Regions from separate parts of the Homo sapiens genome. Here region 2 is linked to region 1. The links are chromatin contacts, found by Hi-C in ENCODE. All regions are on one chromosome and are shown on one strand. The core of a region is the stretch at or near the end of the contact, and the rest is flanking DNA. Distances in the headings are between cores, read along the strand shown. Region 1 holds the start of SLC33A1 (solute carrier family 33 member 1). Region 2 has its middle 6.7 kb from the start of LINC00880.

Region 1 (5,180 bases), core at 1,860-4,359:
ACTGAAGCCACAATCTCCCGGGCTGAAGCAATCCTCCTGCCTCAGCCTCCTGAGTAGCTAGGGTTACAGGCCTTCGCAAAACACCCAGCTATTTTTTTTTTTTTTTTAATTTTTAGTAGAGATGAGGTCTTGCTGTATTGCCCAAGCTGGCTCTACCTCCTCAGCTCAAGCAGTCCTCCCACCTCAGACTCCCAAAGTGCTGGGATAACAGGTGTGAGCCACTGTGCCCAGTCGTGACTTATTTTTTATTTTATTTATTTATTTATTTTTGAGACAGAGTCTCAAAAATGGGGTTTCGCCATGCTGGCCAGGCTGGTCTCAAACTCCTGACCTCAAGTGATCCTCCCACCTCAGCCTCCCAAAGTGCTGGGATTACAGGTGTGAGCCACTGTGCCCGGCCAGCAGTGAATTATTCATAAAGCAGGAGTGGAACCCCAGAACACTGAGACAAATCTACCTGGGTGCAAAGCAATTATCTCTCAACCAAACAACTGAGGAAAAAGTACTATCACCATCATTTCACCAGTAATAGTGGCTCACTCATTAGCAGTTTGAGGAGGTGTACATAAGGTTAGATGTCTGTGAGAATAAGATTGCAGGAAAATAGTGTAGTTGTGACACCTCCTACCACCACCACATACCTGGACATTTACTCTACTGTGAATTTCCAAGGTAGCACAGAAGCTGAGAAGTTCAGTTGCTTAAATTTCAAAACAGAATCCCCTAAATTCATCATCACTGACAGAATGAAGAATTTCACTATATTCCTGACATTGTTATTCCTGATATTGGTCATTTTACTTGTTTTCTAGTTGTTACAAAAGTTAAAAACAAACAAACAAACAAAAAAGCTTAGGCCAGGTGGGGTGGTTCACACTTATAATTCCCAGTACTTTGGGAGGCCAAGGAGGGGGAGAATCACCTGAGGCCAGGAGTTCAAGACCAGCCTGGCCAACATAGTGAGACAGCCCCCCCGACCCCCAACTATCTCAATTAAAAAAAAGAAGAAAAAAGAAAAAAGAGAAAAACTTACATGTGTTTTACTCATGCAGAGAAACAGGGAAATTTTTTAGAACTTACCCTCCATTACTTACAGGACAAACTTTAAACTCTTTTCCCATAGTAATTAAAGAAAATCTTACTAATTTAGTCACAGCCTTTCTCAGCACGATTTCCCAAACCCAGTTCCACAATTTAGGCAATGTCCTGTACTTTTTTGTACTTTCCTGCCTCAGTGCACTTTTACTTTGTGTTGTGCATTCTGGTGTGCCATTTCCTGGCCTCGTGGAATCTTATTCAAGAACAAAGTCAAATGTTATCTGCAATGTGAAGCCTGACTCCCAAAGGCAGTTACTAACTGGCAACTCTGAACTCTCCTAAAATGTTCATCTTCCTTATTTCTTGAGTGCAGAACTCTGCCTTATTCATTAGAGGCCTTAGAATCCCGTCCCTTAGCTGGTTCAATAATGTTTGAACGAATAAACCCTGTTCCATTCACTAGAAGGCTGGATTCTGGGTACAACGGTAGGGGTAGAAATGGATTAGAAAGTATAGAGCTAGAAACCTAAAACCAACAAGACAAAAGGAAAAATGTGAACCATATGAGCCACACTTTTTAAAAGTGTGCATTTGTGTATTAAGCAAGTGGCATGAATCCCTGGACTCGGTTGTGTTATTTGATGGGTTGCCTCTCCCTGTTAACCGCATAGTGATCATTTGATTGCTCTAATATCATTCATTTTGGCTTTAATATTTCAAAGAAGCTCATTTGGACGAAACAGAAAACTTACCTTGAGTTATCTCCCATACAATGATTTCCAGTAAATTAATGAGCTTCCCTCCAACGTCACACACTCTTTCAAAAGGATAAATAAACCTAACACCATAATAGCTTAAATACACTACCTGAAAGAGTAACGATTCCTCTGGGTTGAGGCTGAAACCGCAAATATTTGTTACAAAAGTCGGCAGATTCAAGGGCCAAAAACAAAACATTGCCCAAAAAGTAACCCGCTGTTTGGCCCACCGAATTGCAAGTAGAAGCATAACCCACATTTTCCCTGGATAACATAGTTAACGCCCAACCATCGACGGCAATGTCCTGAGTGGCGGCCAAGAATTCAAACAAAAAGAACGCCACAGTGAGAGCAATCACGTCGGGTGTTCTGTCATCGGTATTCCCAAGCAAACGGTCCACCTGAGTGGATAAATAGATCATGAAGAGTCCTAGTATATACTGTGTCGGGACAAGCCAAGATTTGCGACGACCGAAGTTCTTAACGTAGACCGCATCAACCAACGGGGCCCAGAGTAATTTGAGACTGAAGGGCCAAAAGACAAAACTGAAGAAAGCTTGGTCTGTATAGCTAACATTTTTGCTTTGCAAAATGAGTGGGATGCTTCCCGCCAAGCCCAGGGGAATACCCTGAAGCACGTAAAGAAAGAGTAGTAGCAAAATGCTGCTTAGTTCGGCCCGGAAGCTCTGTGGGGCTTTTAAGAAGTCGCCAGTGCCGGTATCCCCCAGAAGAGCTTCTCTGTCCCCTTCCCGGCCCGCTGAGTCCAAATGACTGTCATCCCAACCGCCTGGCGGCAGGGGACCGCTCTTCATATCCAGAGAGTGACTGAAATTCCCTGGCCGCCGTTGCCGGCTGCTGTCCTTGTGGGAGATGGTGGGTGACATATCAGAGACGATGCAGAGCCCCGTCTGTGGGGGGCCGAGGCTGAGCGTTTTGGATCCGTCCAGTCCCAGGTCCAAGGCTGTCGCGCTGGACCAGGGTTTCGGTGGTTCACGGGATGGTGGCAGGGCTCAGAGCGATAAGGGCACTTCTTACTGCAGCCCGGAGTGCTGAAGCCGGGAGCCAGTCCTCTGGCTAGAGGCCCAGAGGATGCCTGGATAGGTGCCCCCTGGAACGGCGTCAAAGAGCCTGAAGGAGACCCCCGGGCAGCAGCGCCGGGCTCGAGGCTGGAGGTGTGTGCCGTGGTGCCAGGATGGAAACCAGCTCCTACCTGCGGCGGGATCGAACGGCTGGTCTCCCGACCCAACACCTCCAGCTCTCGCTGCTATCAATGCGGCAGAGAGCACTTTCTCTACAGGACTCCAGAAAAAGCATATAACTTCCTGCCTCGCGCTTCAGGAAGTGGTCCCAGTCTCTAACAGGTCCCTTCCCAGCCTCCAGAGCAAGCCAATCAGGGACACGCTCTCGTGGCCCAGTTCGGAAACAATGCTTGGTGGGAACCTGCAATCTTGGCTGCCGGAACCTTCGGGGAGGATTAACGCCGGCGCACCGTGCGGCCGGGGCGGGGCGCCGCCCAAACTCAGGCCCTGTGACAGCGACTGTGGCGGTCTGGAAAGCGTGGGCCTCGGTCATTGGGCACGAGCGGTCACGTGACAGCGGGTTCCTCCAGGCCAGCGCTGGTGGTTGAGTGATGTAATCACGTGGGGTCTGAAGTCTTCGTGGGTGTAGGTTTCTTCGTTATGCTGACGACAGGCAGTGCCCGAACTCTAGGCTGGGAGTTGTGCCATGCTGCTGCTTTCGTGGGCTGACCAGAAAAGGGTAGAAGGATTGACGTTTACGAAGTTTTTGAATCAGGAGGCAAGGTCGCCTTGTGCCCCCAAAAGGATAGAAAAAGGCCTGGCAAACTGGAGAATCGCGTCCTTACGGTGCCTACATATTTATAGTACGAATTAAACTGCTCAAGGGGTGCTAGGTTTGTCTGCAGTCCGTTTCTCCCTCATGGTGGAAGACGCGTGGGGAAACTTGGTAACCAACTCTAATTACATTGGTGATTGGAAGACTCGTTACATCCTGTTTTTATGTTGCAATAAAACGTCTTGTGGCCGGGCGCGGTGGCTCACGCCTGTAATCCCAGCACTTTGGAAGGCCGAGGCGGGCGGATCACCTGAGATTGGGAGTTCAAGATCAGCCTGACCAACAAGGAGAAACCCGTCTCTACTAAGAGACGTACAGGAATTTGAGAATCTGATTAATTTTTTTTCTGCTCTCTCACCTCTGGCAGAAAGATTATTATTTTTTTTTCTTTTGAGAGGAATCTCACACTGTCGCCTGGGCTGGTGTTCAGTAGGGCCATCTCGGCTCGCTGCAGCCTCCACCTCCCGGGTTCAAGCGATTCTCCTGCCTCAGCCTCCCGAGTAGCTGGGACTACAGGCACGCGCCACCACGCCCGGCTAATTTTTGTATTTTTAGTAGAGACGGGGTTTCACTATGTTGGCCAGGCTGGTCTCGAACTCCTGACCTCGTGATCCGCCTGCCTCGGCCTCCCAAAGTGCTGGGATTACAAACGTAATGGCAGGCTAGGCACAGTGGCTCACGCCTATAATCCCAGAACTTTGGGAGGCCGAGGCGGGTGGATCACGAGGTCAAGAGATTGAGACCATCCTGGCCAACACGGTGAAACCCCGTCTCTACTAAAAATACAAAAAATTAGCTCGGCCTGGTGGCGCGCGCCTGTAGCCCCAGCTACTTGGGAGGCTGAGACAGGAGACTCGCTTGAACCTGGGAGGCGGAGGTTGCAGTGAACCGGGATCGTGCCACTGCAATCCAACCTGGCGACAGAGTGAGACTCCGTCTGGAAAAAAAAAAAAAAGGCAACTGTAAAGTCCTCTAATCTTTGTTAAGTAGAAGAATAGATTGCAGAAAAGAACAGTGTTGGCCGGGCGCGGTGGCTCACACCTGTAATCCCAACACTTTGAGAGGCTGAGGCGGGCAGATCACTTGAGGTCAGGGGTTCAAGACAAGCCTGGCCAATATGGTGAAACCCTGTCTCTACTAAAAATACAAAAATCAGCTGGGTGTGGTGGCTCATGCCTGTAGTCCCAGATACTCGGGAGGCTGGGGCTGGAGAATCGTTTGAACCCGGGAGGCGGAGGTTGCAGTGAGCCGAGATCATGCCATTGCACTCCAGTCTGGGTGTTAAAGAAAAGAACGGTGTCATTTAAGTCCAATCAAGATTAAACCAAAACAACCATGAGTGGGATTTATATTGTGCTGGATTCAAACCCTGGCTCTAACAGTAGTTGTGCCTTGGACAGATTACTTAACCTAAGCCTCCATTTTGATGAAAATTAAAATAGAGTTCATAACATCTATTTCAGAGAGTTGTGGGAGTTAAAGGAAGCAGCCAATAAAGCCATTCACAATCAGTAGGTGTTTTTTTTTTTT
Region 2 (5,180 bases), core at 1,126-3,625, 1.3 Mb after region 1:
AAGCTTTGGAATATGCCTGGCATTTCATCCAGGAAAGTTGAAGAATAATTCAACAGAGTGAGCTTAAAAAGATGGCAATGAAAGAGAATTAAGTTGGTTACTTTTTGTATCCAACCGGGTCCAACTTGATCGATCTTCTACAGGTTTCATTATTGAATGAAAGGGACTTAGTGTCTTTCCTGTAGTTTTTCAAATTATTTATTCTTATATCTCATTAAGTAAAAATCAGGGGGAGGGGGATGACTTAGTTTTCAAGCATGTTCTTTAAAACCACAAACTAGAGAGCAGTGGGGTGGGGAGGTGCAGGGACATGTATGGGTTCCCATTGGTGCTATAACAAATCACATAACAAAGCTTGGCAGGTCAGGATGGGTTTCACCGGGCTAACATCAAGGTGTAGGCCGGGCTGCATTCCTTCTGGAGGCTCTAGGGCAGAATCTGTTTCCTTACTTTCCAGCTTCCAAAGGCCACCTGCATTTCTCAGCTCATGGCCCCTTCCCCGCCAGCAGCAGGGTAGCATCTTCAAATTCCTCTCTGACCCTGGCTCCCCTGCCTCCTCCTTTCACGTAGAAGGACCCTTGTGATGACATTGGACTCCCCCAGTAATCCAGATAATCCAGAATAATCTTTTCATCTCAAGATACTTAATCACATTTGCAAAGTCCTTTTTGCTATATAGAGTAACACTGTATATTCACAAGTTTCAGAGATTGGGGAATGGACGTCTTTGGGGGACCAGTCCTCTGCCTATTACAGAAGAGGCCCAGGTGCATGAGCTGGGCCTGTGATTCACCTCTCAGAGAACACCCTCCCCCTTGCCTGTGGGTCAGCCAGGAATAATGGTGACGGAGAGGAAAGAGGCTCTGTGTAATCTTGGGGAAAGTACACAATCTGCCAGTACTTCAGTTTCTTCATCTGTGAAATTATAGCCTTAGCTGTCCCTAAAGTCCCTTCCAAATCTAAGCCCTTTGCTCCTTTTATCTTTTGGCAAAATAAGCATTTGAAGAAATCTGGCTATCTCAAGAACCCCAGCTGATCTTCTAATGCACACTGCCAGGCCTCCACCACCCCCGGGCCAAGAGGGAGTCTCTGACAGCTGAATTGTGGAAACCTCTGGGTGAGGCAAGCAGCCCTTTGCTTTCTCCAAGGAACAAAGAGGCACGAGGAAGGCACTGGTGGGAGGCTTGGGGTGAGAGGCCTCTCCACCAGGGCAATGAGTTATCCTGTCCCTTTCTACTGACTCACCACTGAAGGCCTTGGGCAATTGTGCCAGCCAGAATCACAGAAGTGGCTGCGAACTCAGAGATAACAGAGTGGTCCAGGGAAGCCCCAGTGGACTGAGTCATGGCCAGGCTCTCACAGCCCTCTTCTCGAGTCAGCATCGACTCCCTGTGATCTCCCTGGAGCCTCAGACTCTCAGAAGAGCAGGTCTCAGAACACTGGAGATGAAAGGAACCTGAGACACCATGTCATAAGCCCTGCCCACCAACCTCCCTATCATGTGACTTCTCGGGCTGGTTGTGTTTTTTTTTTCCCCAGCTACTCTGATAAATCACATTGTTTGGATGGCTGAGCTCTGTCTCTGGTCTGACTTTAAAATTAAGGTTCACTTTGCCCCTCAACGCCATGGGTCCAGCTCTCAGGACTCCTCCAGGCTACCTTTACCTTCCATTTTTGAGGTAGTGTCATCTACCAGCAAGAGCTCTGAGCCATAAATCAGGAAACCAGGGCTTCCTGCTTCTGTCCTCTGACCAGACAGAAATGGAGCATTCACCAAGTCACATCATCTCTTTGGGACTCATCAGGGTTTGACTGTGTTTTCCCCAGAGTCCCTTCTAGTACCAACAGGAGAGGATCAGATCATCCTAAAAGCCCTCTTCAATTCTGAAGTCAGTCATCCTCTATCAGAGTTCCTGAACACAGCCAGGCTGGTTCTGCCGGGGATAGCCGTGGCTTGTGACTGCCATGCCTCTCCTCCTCCCAGGAAGGTACAGAATCCACAGCCTCAGGAATGCCAGGCATTCTGCCAAGGGCGCCCTTCCTTTTCTCGGTCTGGTTTCTCAGTCTCTCTCTTCCCAATCTAGACTAGACTGTCACCTCCACTCACCAATCCCGTGGAGGGGTCAGGGGTGGGACGGAGGAGAGCCAGAAACGATGAACTGCGACTCTACTCCTCATCTGTGTGGCAGGCCTGTCATTCCTCCTCCAGTCGGGCCTGCCTAACTAGACCAGCACTGGGGTCACTCTGCGTGTGAGTGGGGAGGGATTCCTGCCTATCCAGTGACCCTGCTTAGTGGGTGGATGCCACCTCTGTCCCTGGAGCACCCGAAGCACCCAGGGGCCCCCACCTACCTGTTTCACTTCTCCAGGGCTTCCGTGTAAGGCCACCTCCCCCACCTCAGGCCTGGCCCCTCTTTGCTAAGGACTGCTTATCCCCAGGATGTTTTTGGCACCTTCTGGGCCACAAAGGTGCTTCCTGTAAAAGAACAAACCGCCCCAGGTTGCCTTTTGACACATCTATTTCAGGGTCAGTTGGCATCTTATGTTTCGCCTAAAAAACTGAACAATCTTTTTTCTCTCATCCAGTAAGAAAAGTCTTTTTTTTATTTTCACATGGGTTTATGCACCCCCTGCCCCCCACCTTTTCAGAAGGAGGCTCAATGCAAGTATCTGTGTTATAAACTAGCTTCCTACACTGGCCCTGCCCCTGCGCGGACTTAGCCTTCCTAAGAAGGGGCTCCTTTTCTCCTGGCATGTGCTCGGCTGCTGGAGAGAAAGGCCTATTGTTCTTCATGTGCCCAGTACACTCAGCCAGGCAACACGCTGGGTGTTCCTCCCAGGAGGTAGAAAACCGCCTCCCCAAGATCGGATCATTTTATACCTTGTGTTTTGTTTGGTTTTGTTTCTGGCCTTTCCTTCTTTGCTGTACCTCCTTCCCGAGCGCTCAGAGCCCATAGAGCACTTATTTCTTTCCGTTCCCTTTGCACAGTGAATTGCCTTTTGTATGCCTTTGATGTGATTGCTCAGCTTCCAAGGGAGGGGAACGAGTGTCTCGTCTCTCCCACCTAGAGGCTCGTGCTGCCTGTGGTCAGGAAGAGAGCGAACAAAGGCGTGCTTGGCCCCGAGGGAGGCTGGGGTAGGGCCCACGCGTGGAATGTAGGGTCTCTTCTGCCCAGAGGTGGAAAGTCGAGCAGTGCTTTGGGGTCTGCGGGGCTCTCCAGCGATGATTTGGGGTGCTCATGGCAGGGCTGAGCTGGGCAACAATATGAGGAGAGGTTTTGCTTCTTGGTCCCTGTCCCATCTGCTTAGAGTATCCGGGTTGTCTGGGGCTCCGAGGGAGGAGCACTACAGCAGGAGCCAGGAATTCGCCTGCCTCTGCCACCGTGTGACCCCGCATGACACTGACCCTCCCAGGGGGAGCCTCCCTTTCCTGGCCCTTGAGTGGGGCAATAACTCCTGCCCCACCCGCTGGCTTTCTGGGTCTCATGTGGTGAGGAGCAAACACGACACTCTCTGAGGAAACGCGGTGAGAAGCAAGAGCCCTTTGTGAGTCAGAGGTGGTGGCTGTTGCTGTCTTTCCCACTGTTTACCAGGCGCCCCCCACCCAATTTCCCGTGAGCATCTAGTGACCCCATGCTACCCCCTTGTGGCCAAAATGCGACTCATCATTCATTGCTGTGAAATTACCTTGCTATTAAAATCGTAAGGAAAAATAAATAATGAAAGTAATTAATAATAATGAATATATAGTAATTAACCCAGACTGGAATACCTTTACTTTTCATCAATAAATCCATAAAATATAATTTTTAATACTTTTTGATGGAGGAAATGGCGCATGAAGAAAAAAGTGCTTAATGTGGGCCCAGACCCAAGGTGAGCGTGGGACTGAGGGCGCCCTTCCCGGCTACTACCCAGCTGCTGGCGGCGCCAGGGAGGCCTGCCCGAGGCCAGACGGTGGCCACTTGCCGAGGCTCCCCTAAAAGGTCCTATATGTCCCCAAGATGATGGGGCCAGGATGAGGAACAGGTGAGAAAGCACTTGGCCGCTCTTCCTCAGCTCTTTAAAATCTTTTCAGGTCCCTCAAGATTACAAAACACTTTAATAGCTATCTTTTTCTTTACTGAGATAGAACCGGTTGTCTGGAGGCAAATTAGAGCTCCTGCATGTTGAAAAATAAGTGACCAATAACTGCGTGTTTCCTCGTTACAATCTCCTTCCTCAGACACAATCTCACCTTCCACTCACCACAGCCCTGAAGCAGAACTATCCTCGTTTTCAGACGAGGAACTTGGGGTCTGAGAGATCATATGCTGGTCAGATGGAGCAACAGCCTGAACCCAGGGATTCTGATATCAAACCCCTCACTTTTTTCTTTTCTTTTTCTGTTGGGGGGGGTGGTTGGGGGGACAGGGTCTCTCACTCTGTCACCCAGGCTGGAGAGCAGTGGTGTGATCACAGCTCACTGCAGCCTCACACATGTGGGCTCAAGCAATCCTACCACCTCAGCCTCCAGAGTAGCTGGGACCACAGGCATGCACCACCACACCCAGCTAATTTTTGTATTTTTAGTAGAGACAGGGTTTCACCATGTTGCCCAGGTTGGGGTCGAACTCCTGAGCTCAATGAATCTGCCTGCTTTGCCCTCCCAAAGTGCTGGGTTTACAGGTGTAAGCCACCATGCCTGGCTCCCCTTACTTCTTTTACTATGTGAAGGGCTTGGAGTTGAATACTGGGTGAACCCCAGCCCTGCAGAATGAGAACAGTCTATATGGAGAGGAGGAAATGCTGCAAAAAATGTACCAAGACTTTTCCTTCCATACCTGTGGAATAAATCTAGTCAACAGTCATCCTCTAGTCACGATGAATAATCTCCTGGAAACTCATGCCTTTGACCTGGATAAGTGCTTTCCTTTTCCCTTCTCCTCTGGCAGAGATTCCTTCAGAATATTCGCCTCTCCAGATGTCTTCTTTACTTTCCCGATAGCCTATGCCCAGGTTTCTGAGGAGTTTCCTTTCAGACGTGGCTTCCTGGTGTTGTAACTGGGATGCAGTCTTGCCCTCTGTGTCCCTCCAGCCGCATGTCCTCCCTCTTTTCCTGAGAAGGCAGGGTCATGGACATCTAGAGACCCACTGCAGAAGTGAGAATTTTGTCGACTTAGTGCCAAGTATTGTCCTGC

What was found. A loop is a pair of places that touch in the nucleus more often than their neighbours do. Pooled maps may share reads with other maps.
Region 2: a pooled map shows a loop between it and region 1 (4-fold over the local background). The contact joins the enhancer-like site here to the promoter of SLC33A1 in region 1. A Hi-C loop is called at or near these places in 5 of 50 pooled maps.

What each region holds. Positions count from the first base shown.
Region 1 is chr3:155,851,318-155,856,497 of GRCh38, forward strand. It overlaps SLC33A1 (solute carrier family 33 member 1), which reads right to left and starts at 3,110. Exons shown (of 6, transcript NM_004733.4): 1 at 1,906-3,110. The coding sequence starts at 2,680. LOC105374174 (a long non-coding RNA gene) reads left to right here and starts at 3,436. Exons shown (of 3, transcript XR_924607.4): 1 at 3,436-3,761. RefSeq lists enhancers at 2,698-2,767, 3,138-3,697.
Region 2 is chr3:157,127,161-157,132,340 of GRCh38, forward strand. No RefSeq gene overlaps it. Among named protein-coding and RNA genes, the nearest start is that of LINC00880, 6.7 kb to the left of the region's middle. RefSeq lists enhancers at 1,009-2,208, 1,258-1,467. Within about 2 kb of position 2,376, at least 35 of the 41 ENCODE cell types and tissues checked have a DNase peak (open chromatin) inside an H3K27ac peak, as active enhancers do.